Regions from separate parts of the Homo sapiens genome. Here region 2 is linked to region 1. A link is an interaction called in ENCODE POLR2A ChIA-PET data of the cell type or tissue named here. Cell type or tissue: PC-3. All regions are shown on one strand. Each heading gives the region's core, and the rest is flanking DNA. Links, peaks and the distances in the headings are about the cores only. Region 1 overlaps FMN2 (formin 2). Region 2 overlaps FMN2 (formin 2).

Evidence for each region. ChIA-PET counts read pairs that join two places held together with the same protein. Peaks named below come from ENCODE experiments on the same cell type or tissue, not always from the same donor. Only the 100,000 strongest peaks of a DNase experiment are listed, where the experiment ranks them.
Region 2: POLR2A ChIA-PET joins it to region 1 with 18 read pairs; 4 of 35 experiments call an interaction of 5 or more read pairs at or near these places.

The regions. Positions count from the first base shown.
Region 1 is chr1:240,438,400-240,443,788 of GRCh38, reverse strand. The region is part of intron 16 of FMN2 (formin 2); the gene reads right to left. Among named protein-coding and RNA genes, the nearest start is that of GREM2, 170 kb to the left of the region's middle. In PC-3, for the core only: no CTCF peak of the experiment used is centred there; no DNase peak of the experiment used is centred there.
Region 2 is chr1:240,233,525-240,238,913 of GRCh38, reverse strand. All of the region lies in intron 6 of FMN2 (formin 2), which reads right to left. Among named protein-coding and RNA genes, the nearest start is that of FMN2, 140 kb to the right of the region's middle. In PC-3, for the core only: no CTCF peak of the experiment used is centred there; DNase peaks (open chromatin) are centred at 2,813 and 4,223; H3K27ac peaks cover 3,219 bases.

The DNA of each region.
Region 1 (5,389 bases), core at 163-5,162:
GAATACAGACAAATTGAAAAAAAAATTTTTTTTTTTGAGACTGAGTCTTGCTCTGTCACCCAGGCTGGAGTGCAGTGGCGTGATCTCAGCTCACTGCACCCTACGCCTCCCAGGTTCAAGCAATTCTTCTGCCTCAGCCTCCAGAGTAGCTGGGATTACAGGCATGCACCAACACGCCTGGCTAATTTTTGTATTTTTAGTGGAGACAGGGTTTCACCATGTTGGCCAGGCTGGTCTCGAACTCCTGACCTTGTGATCCACCCACCTTGGCCTCCCAAAGTGCTTGGCCTCCCAAAGTGCTGGCCTCCCAAAGTGCTCATTACAGGTATGAGCCACCATGCCTGGCCTACAAATTGAAATTTTAAAAAATGCATACTTGCACATGTTTTGTGTTGCTCAGTGATGACAAGTCTAGATTGTTTTTTCAAAAAAGGAGGATTTCTTATTAACAATTGTACATGTCTAGTTCCAAGTAGATGAAAAAATAATTTTTCTGATTCGTGACAAGATCACTTGATCTGTGTCTATTGTATCACCTAGTGTAGATATGGAGGGGTAGGTTACATGAACATTTTCAAACAAAAGTTCATCCTTGGACTCACAACCAAGATATTTTGTCTAACCAAGAATGTAACTGAGTCACAATAATACTTTGTGTTTACAGACTATGTTCTTAAGATGGTCAGTGTGCCTTAGCAATGTTATGTCACCTTGTAGGGAGCCATGACCAGGATACCATTTTTATTAAATGATGGAAAAACAGTATAGGCATTCAGAAGGTAGATACTGTGCTATATACTTCAAATACGTTATGTCATTTAGTCTACATGATAACACTGCAAGACTGTATTATCATTTCTCTTTTACAGATTAGGAAACTGACTCTTGAAAACTAATTGATTTTCTACGATTCTGGAGCCAGTAAGTGGCAGAGCTTAAAAATCCAAACACATTGACTAGAAAGACAGAAGCCCTATCCGACACGGATGTGTAGAAATTCACTATTTTGAGAAATATATCAACCAAATCACATGCGTCATCAGGATGAAGCAAGAAAATAGAGTTATTATTATCACTCTGTAATCAGACGCAAATTAGAAATAGTGGCATAAGAAAGATTAATACAGGATTTAAAACCTTAACGATATTTTTCAATCTATATACACCAAACTATTCCAAGGAAAATTCTATCAGAAAAATTTCAAGGACACCATTAACACCATCTTTCAGGTTATTTCTACCATGCTAAGACATTTTGCTAATCACATGGGTGATTTTAAAGGCTTAATAAATTAGGCCAGATTATTGTTTACTTTTTTGGGGAAACTGTTCTTCCTTCAAAAACACTGCTCTGAAGGGAACTGTTGATCATGGTAACACTCTTCTCTTGCTTCAGGATCAGGTTTGTGAACTGCTAAGCTAACCACGGTACCACCAGGGCTGATCCAGAGATGGACACAATTCATTTGGAGTTCCTCCCTGGTATTTTTGCAGATGGATATGGAAACTGCTCTGTCCTCCTGGGTTATGAGAATATAAGCCATGGCAGTGGCTGACAGCTAAGAAACAGCCTAGCTGGGAAGTTAAAGCTAAGCTACAGAGGGGTGGTGGGTTGGGAAGAAAGGGTGAGAGAAAGAAGAGGAAAAAGGAGGAGAAAGAATAGAGAGAGGACATTTGAAAAGACACATGGATCACGGAAGGGACAGGTACAGACACATGTGGCTGACTAACCACACTCACAGCAGGTAGAATTCTGCATTCAGGACTTCCACAAGTAAGTTCCACTCTTGCCCTTCTGAGGTTTGACTGTCTAAACAAATAAAATTTCTCTCTCTCTCTCTGTCTCTCTCTTTTTGCTTTGAGGTATTCAGAGCGGGGTTTTATTACCTACAATGATCAACTCAAGTTATGCAAGAAAACATGTTTATTACTTTACTAGGCTAAGTTCTTATTTCCATGTCTGTTCCAAAGGTAATGATGCAACAAGTCAGCAAATACTTATGGAGACACAAAGAGGGGAAAGGCAGTGTGGCTTGCTGAAAGTGAGAGCTATACCAGATATGAGGACACTAATCCCATATGAGGACCATACCAGATATGAGAGCTATACCATATATGAGGACACTAATCCAGATATGAGGACCAACACCGAGTGGTTAACTAAAAAAAAAAAAAAAAAAGACCAATATGCAAATATCAAAAAATTAATGGTATAAAATAGACGTATTGTTAGGCAGTATAAGATTAGCCATTGAAGAAAATAGGTTGATAGTAAATAGGATAGGAGTACAGAGGTGAGAAACAGGTTGGAGAACAGTATCCCATTTTAAGTATTTGTAATTCCACTTGAGGTTCTACTCACACTGATAGTAACTGTACAAGAAGTTTCACACTCTTAAATGACCACACTGGCATTTCCTATCCATGTCCCAGGGCATTCAAAACATTTTGGAAATACTTTTCCATTTAACTATAGAAAATATAAAGTTTACACCAGGCCAGGTGTGGTGGCTCACGCCTGTAATCCCAGCACATTGGGAGACTCAGGTGGGTGGATCATGAGGTCAAGAGATGGAGACCATCCTGGCCAACATGGTGAAACCCCATCTCTACTAAAAATACAAAAATTAGCCGGGCATGGAGGCGGGCACCTGTAGTCTCAGCTACTCAGGAGGCTGAGGCAGGAGAATCGCTTGAACCTGGGAGGCAGAGGTTGCAGTGAGCCAAGATCGCGCCACCGCACTCCAGTGTGGCGACAGAGTGAGACTATGTCTCAAAAAAAAAAAAAAAAAAAGTTTACACCAAAGCAGGGCATAGGTGTGCATTTGGGCAGTCAGATGTCAGATGGGGCGCCACCCTTAGAAGGGCTCTGTGGTTGCTTTAATGCTTTGCTGTCTTGAAATAATTTTTATACAAGAAATTGTGCATTTTCATTTTTCACTGTTTCCTAAGAAGTACATAGCTGGTCCCTCACTAAGGAAAGGAACAGAGTTGTTCTTCAAACAACTCCAACCAATGGTTTTCCTTTTCAAGCAAACTGGTTATCAATTGCCAAGAGGGTAATAGATTTTGCAAGTCAATGGGCAAAGCAGCGTTCTCATCTGCCACGTGTTCTTCCTTAGCCCTTTATTAAAAGCAAATGATTTAGAAAACTGAGAAGTCTGAAGTCAAGAGCACTTGTAAACTGCCAATTCGCAACACTGCTAACATGAATGTAAGTTCACCAAGTGTGAACCCAAAGCCCATCACATAGTTCTAGGACATGACAAGCACAGGATAAAGAACCAAAAAAAATGGATCTAGCTGATTTTATGAGATACTTAGAGAGTGAAGGAAAGCTCATTCTGGGCATGTCAGATGCACATAATGCCACCAAACAGTGGGTTGTTATTGATAATGTCATCTAGAAACAATTCTATCTCATGGAGCATGTGTTAGATGGGACTCTGAGGAGGCTGTCATGGGGCATGTATTAGATGGGGCTGTGAGGATGCTTAGGGAGCAAAGCATCTGAATTAGTCCATCTCAACATTTTCTCTGAGGAAGCATCTCACCAGCTTATATTCTGGTCTATGCTAGCAGAAGAAAGCGACAGGGAGGGTGTCCAGCATCCTGGCCTGGGACCTCCACGACAGGACCAAGCCATTCTCCGACAGCGATGCACTTGCTTACCTGATGTGCATCGGACCAGCTACTCCAAAGTGACAACGTCATCAGTCCCATCTTGCTGATGTCTAAAATCACACCATCTACACTCCATTGAGGACTCTAATCCTAGACATGATGAAAATAATCGCGCAAGGGGAAACACGACTCTTTTCATTTTGAACCTTAGTGTAAATAAGTTTCAAACCCTTTTCTAGGGGACCAGGTTTAGATTAGAGGTAAAAGGAGGAATGTAGGGACTTAGGGAAGGGCATGAAGGGAAGTTCTGTGTGACGTGCTAAAGTTAAAAAAAGAGTTTCCTCTTTACAATCTTCCAAACTGAGCAAGCCTGTTTTTGGTAAATATCACTTAATATATGACTTAGTCTGAAGGAAAAGAACAGTGATTCGCATACGCTTATTTTTAAGCAATTATCTCTTCTACCCCACCTGCATATAATGTAACTGAAAGCTCTCATATTTTACGTTACTGATGCATTTGGAAGCAGAATAAGCTCATTATCTTTAGCAGGCATGTTTAAAGGGTTTTCCTTCTGTTCAAACCATTTTCTTTTTCCACCTACTATTCACTGAGGATAGTTTCTTCTATGACAGACCTATGGAATCTAAGTAATTATTATAGGAGTAAGCGCAAGTCTGGCATGGTTTACAGGCTCTATAAATGTAACCAATTAATTCATCTAATTTAAGGAGGTATCAAAATTGAATTACAACTGAAAACCAGGTGGACAACCATGGTATCATGTGTAAGCAGACCAAAATGAAGACAATAAGCAGAAAACAGTGGAATTTTGTGAACAAAGTTTCTCAGGATGTAACTCTTTCTTTCTTTCTTTCTTTCTTTTTTTTTTTTGAGACAGCCTTGCTCTGTTGTCCAGGCTGAAGTTCAGTGGCATGATCTCGGCTCACTGCAACCTCCGCCTCCCAGGTTCAAGCGATTCTCCTGCCTCAGTCTCGCAAGTAGCTGGGATTACAGGTGCCCACCACAATGCCCGGCTAATTTTTGTACTTTTAGTACAGACAGGGTTTTGCCAAGTTTGCCAGGCTGGTCTTGAACTCCTGACCTCAAGTGATCTGCCTGCCTTGGCCTCTCAAAGTGCTGGGATTACAGGTGTGAGCCACTGATCCTGGCTCACAGGATGTAAGTTTTCTAAAGATCTAAAGCAAAGTTACTGTTAGTGATGTTAGGAAGTATACTAGTTAGTTTGGCATTATGGCTTGCTTTATAGTATAGATTACGTTTCCCTTTAGTTTCCCACTAGACGCAGCTATTTGGGGATGGCGCCCTGGGAGGGCTAGCCTTCTTCATTACTTAATATGTAATATGCCTCTATGGAATTTCATAATCACAGAGACTTTATTCCATATACTGAAGAGGGGACATTTCCCTTCCTGAAAAGATTTATTTTAGAAGGTATCACATAATTCTACAAGAATCTTGAAAGGTCTTTTAAAAAATTTTGACATCTGTGTTTCTTGGTGATATCTGGATGAACTTTTGATATGAGTGGTAAACTGACAATATCCCATGAATTGAGCAAACTATTCCTTTTACCCTTCTAGCCTTTGCTATCTGTTCTTTGAAGTGCGTGGGTCTGCCATTGCAGCAGGGTTGTTCCAGCCTTCTTACGTGGTCACTTTTACGTGGTTTCCTCATGATAGAAGTTGATTTACCCGACAGTGGTCCTGGCAAGCCAGCACCCTAGTTACTCTCTGTAGCATCC
Region 2 (5,389 bases), core at 152-5,151, 200 kb after region 1:
TGAGCATCATAAATGGAAACACTTTGTTTATAATGGCTTTTGCCTGTAAAATCCATATTGTTGTTGAGTATAACAGATTGCTATTTTTCATTGTTACTATTCCACCGTGTATCTAATATTGATAGATATTTAGAAGGTTTGCAGTTTAGGGTTTTTCAAGTAATGCTACTCCTATGACTACTGGGTCCTAGGGTAAATGTATTTGAACCTGAGTATTTACTATGAAGTAGATTTCCAACGTAATTGTACTTGTTTGTAACTCTAGCAGAGCAACTAATGAAATGAACAAATAAAAACTTCATACTTTCCAATAATTTTCTTAAAAATTTATCTTGTTATGATAAAATTATTAGCTACCTCAGAACAAAATCACAAGATTAAATAAGTCACGCAGGAGCCTATAAACTAGTTAAATATCTTGAAAAGTCATTATATGTGTCAGTGGTTTCTAATACCACATCTACAGATACATACACATGATGAAGAGATACACTGTTAGGTATTCACCAAATAAGTTTTAATGTCTTTACCCAAGATCACTGGCTGAACATTCAGAAGCAGTGGTTATAAGGATACACAATGTTAAACATATTTCAAGTTTTCATAAATATCTCTATTGAATATCTAATAGATAGCTAAATGATGTCATTCTAACTCCTAAATGTTCCTCGAATCAGTCCTTTCTTCTCAATCATCATTACCTTATTTTAACACCATTATCTTCCCCAAAGCACTACAGTCAGCTGCATAAAGGTATTTAGTTAAAAGTAAATTTGAATTTTCGATAAGTATACAAGCATTTGCTGGAAATGACTACAGGTGAATGTTTATTTCTGGGTTGGATTTTTCCAGCTAGTTCATTCTGCTTAATGCCTAGAATCTGTAGACAATGTGTTCATAGAAACAAACACAGCCAGATCAAAACCCTGAGGAAGGAAATCATCTTTTAAAAGACTCATTGAGAAGTCAAATAAAAGCAATTTTAGAATCAGATGCTATTTGGGATTATGAAAGTTTGTTTTCCCAAGCCTAGTGTAATTCTCTTAAATTTAAGGCAGCAAGTAGGCAAAGAAACTCAAGTATCCTCTAGAATTCTGCATGTATAACTCAACTCCAATCTCTCTCAAAGCCCAGTCTTATTCTGCAATTTGCCCCCTACCCTGCCCACCCCTCCCAAGATAAAGTACTAAGCCCAGTGCTTGGCACACAGTTATTCTTCAATAAACAGTAATGGAGTGAATTAATGCCACATGGAGTCTCTGATTATCTTAATGCTCCAATGAAATTCCCTTCTGTCACCACACCATGACTCAATCTGAGAGGAAGACGTGTCCCATTCTGTAAGTGATTCCATCCCAAGATAAAAAGACCAGCTGCGGTATTTAATTAGTCTATTTCGAAAAATCCAGAGAAGGGAAAGATACTGAAAATGCATATCAGTAAACAAAATGCATAACAGCAGTTCTACAGGGTAGGAAACTGATAACGGACAAGACCTTGACACTTAAAATCACATGGTCTGTGCAAAGGGGCAAGCTGGGGTCACCAGCAGCTGGTATGCAGAGCTGAGTCAAGGCTGACTTGAACAACTGTAAGCAGCTCTTAAAAAAAGATCCCTGACTGTTTTCTAAGTTGGTGGCAACTTATCCGACTATACCTGTTAATTATCCGCACAAGAACCATCAACAGGGACAGTCAGCAATCAAACAAACTCTTAGAAAGACAGAACTGTTAGCCCAGTCTTTAAATCATTGTTTTGTTTCATGAGATAAGAGGTAGAAATGTGGCTTAAGAAACTAAGATCCAAATCCTAGCCTACTCCATGACTATTCCCAGCTATGTGAAAAACAACAACAAAAACTCACATCCTTCCTGTCCTTAGCTACCATTAGTGGAAGCAATATTGACTTTGCTGAAGACATAAAGAATAAGTCACTTAACTTTGTAAAGGCACTTCCATAAAAAGTTAAACCCAAAGTAGCAAAAAGGAAAACAAAATCCCTGAAAGAAATCCCTGGAAGAGTTTAATTTTTATATGGCTGATATAGTTTGGATGTTTGTCCCCTCCAAATCTCACACTGAAATGTGATTCTCCACTGTTAAAGGTGAGTCCTAGCGAGAGGTGACTGGGTCATGGGAGAGGATCGCTCATGAATGGCTTTGTGCCCTCCTCATGGGAATGAGTGAGTTATCACTCTATTAGTTCCCACGAGATGTGATTGTTAAAAAGAGGCTGGCACTTCCTCCTCTTTCTCTTGCTTCCTCTCTCACCATGTGACATCCCTGCTCCCCTCTTCACCTTCTGCCGTGAGTAAAACCTTCATGGCAGAAGGTGATGAGGCCTCCTCAGAAGCTGAGCAGATGTGGGTGCCTTGCTTGTGTGGTCTACAGAACCATGAGCCAAATAAACCTCTTTTCTTTGTAAAATACCCAGTCCCAGGTATTTCTTTATAACAGTGCAAAACTAACACAGGGGTCTTTTCAAAAAGTCTAATGATTCTGGAACACATAATCTTTAATGCTGGCGACGAGGAAATACCATGGGGTGTCCCACTGTATTAGGGGCCTGAAGTATGTAGTTAAAGGCATGGCGAGAGTGAGAGTCACTAAAGCTAAAAGCTTCCATTCTGAACAGTATGGATGGTGCTAGGGAGATGAGAAAAAATTCCATTTTCAGGTCACACCTGAAAGGAAATCACCTTTCTACCAATAGAACTGAATGAGTGCAAAGAGCTGAAGTCATGCAAAAAACGCCATAATGATCAGCAGAATCCTAGGCTTCAACTTTCACCGCAGATCATGCATGGAGTAAATTTGCTCAAGCATGAATCACACACCCACCTCCTTTGTGTCTATCTCCAAACGGGTACAAGGTAATTCCACACCAAAAACACTCTCCTGGGGAAGAAGAAACCCTCACACATGATACAATAGACATGAATAACCTAAGATATTAAAAAACTAGAAACTTAAAAAAGAAACATCTGAATGATCAGGAGTGACTAATGAATACATTACCAGACATTCTGGGTGGGATTTTTTTCTGCCAGGCCAACTTTGATATGGGGCAGAGGAAGAAGAGGGGAGATGGCTCCTTATTCTCAAAGGTACTGGTTGACTTCACCAGAAGACAGGAAAAGCTTGAGGTTTATGCCCTTCACTGATGCAAGATTACACAACTAACTAATCTGGGGTCTGGACACAGTGGCTCATGCCTGTAATGCCAGCAACTTGGGAGGCCGAGGTGGGTGGATCACTTGAGCCCAGGATTTTGAAACCAGCCTGGGCAACATAGTGAGAACCCATTTCTAAAAAAAATAATAAAAAATTTTTAATTAGCCAGGCATGGTGTCATGCACCTATAATCCCAGATACTTGGGAGGCTGAGGCAGAAGAATCACCTAAGCCCAGGAGTTTGAAGCTGTCGTGAGCGATGATCACACCACTGCACTCCAGCCTGGAAAACAGAGAGAGACCCTCATCTCTGAAAAAAAAAACAAAAAATTAATTAAATTATTTAAAAATCAAAATCTGATCCAAATAAAAGGAGCGTTTAAAATGAAAAGCAAATGAATATCATAGCAATATTAACTTCACCATAGACTGATATCTTGGCTTAGAAGTCTTTCTATTTAATCGTGCAAAGATGACGTCCATGCACTCTTTCTCAACTTGTATATGAGGATACCCTGGACAGAAAGAAGTCACTCTTGATTTATCGCAATATCTTAGACTTCATCTTTTCCCCCTTTCTCATTTTTGAATTAGAAGCCAAAAAACTAAAGTAGAGGCAGGAAAGAGAATAATTTTAGTTTGTATAAATACCAAATTACTCTTTAGTATGAGTCATGTGTTATAGATTCTTTGAAGAATTTTGCATGCAATACTGGTTGCCATACACAGGATGCTAATTGTAGCTCAACATGGAATACAGAAAAGAATACAGATCCTTGAACAATCTGAAATTGTAAGTGTAGTTAAGAGGGATGTACTCATTCCTCTTACAAACATTAGAAGCTGACATGGCCAGGATTTTTAAAAGTTTATAAGTATATGAAAAAAATATTTTTATATAATTGCTTTGCTAAAACATAACTGGAGAAATAAAGTAAGGAAACTAGCTTGTCATGAAGAGAATAAACCTTAGTTTCCTCAGGGATACAGGGAATACAGGAAGTTATCCTCATCTGACTCAACGTGATTCAACATGGTTTTCTAATTATAGCTAATCTGTGGGGAGGCTGATACACACATTTGTAGTGGGGGGGTTGGTGGTGATGACAGAAAGTTTTTTACACATCTCCTAAAGCAGAAATCATGTGGTTATTGTCCAACATCACAATTATGGCAAGCAAGATATATGTCTCTTTGTGGTGGAAAAGATACAGACATGCAAACTCAGACTGGATTTGGGCTAAAGAGACAAATCAGCATCTTCACATACAATGCTCAGGTGCACTCACCCTTCCAAGGCCTGTTTCCCTTTCTTCTACAATGGGTTTTCCCTTTTCTGGAAGATCTCTACACCCTTGATATCTTCTCCGACAGAAGTTCTGCCCATTGTGTAAAATTTCTTTGGCCCTTCTCACCTTTTTCTCCTCTTTTCAGGGGTCATCGGGAAGAAGGTAAGAATCATGGCGAGGGTAGGGGGGATGAGTGTCACCTGAGGAGGTTGTTAATGCAAAAAAATTCAATAATTTCTTCGAATTTTTTCTGCCTCTTTTTCTTTTCCGCTTTGTCCCCCTAGAAAAACCAGCTGGCACTATGAGCTCAAGGGAAGTCTGACTGGAATAGATGGAAAGGAATGAATTTAAACTCACGGCTGTCTATGAGTTTAAAATACCTTATCAGTTAAAAAGATCCAAGAAATAATGAATTCATGCCCTGCAAAAATTCTATCCTTCCAACATCCCTTTCATCCATCTGAAAGGCTGAATCACATCTGCCTGGGACTTTAAAGTAACTATGAAATATAGACCATCATTGCCAGTGGGTATCGTCAATAGTTGTAAAGAATCCATTTCCAGGGTTTCTGGATCACTAAAATGGGCTATTTTGCTTGTTAAGGAGGGAGGGGGCCAATGTGCAATGTGTGAGTCCGCCTGCCTCTTGCTTCTAGTTCTTTTTATGCGCATACAGAAAGAGGAGGAATATCATAGGCTGGTTTTATCCCTAATGAATTAATGAGGTGGTCCTATTCTTTGTAAGGTCCTACTAATTAATTAATGAAGTGGTCCTATTCTTTGTAAGGTCCTACTAATTAATTAATGAGGTGGTCCTATTCTTTGTAAGATTTATATATTGAGTTTTTCAGAATAAGCAACATCTTTCAAATGTGAATTTTTCTCTTAAACTCAGCATGAGTCTTCAGAACAATAGTATGTCACTT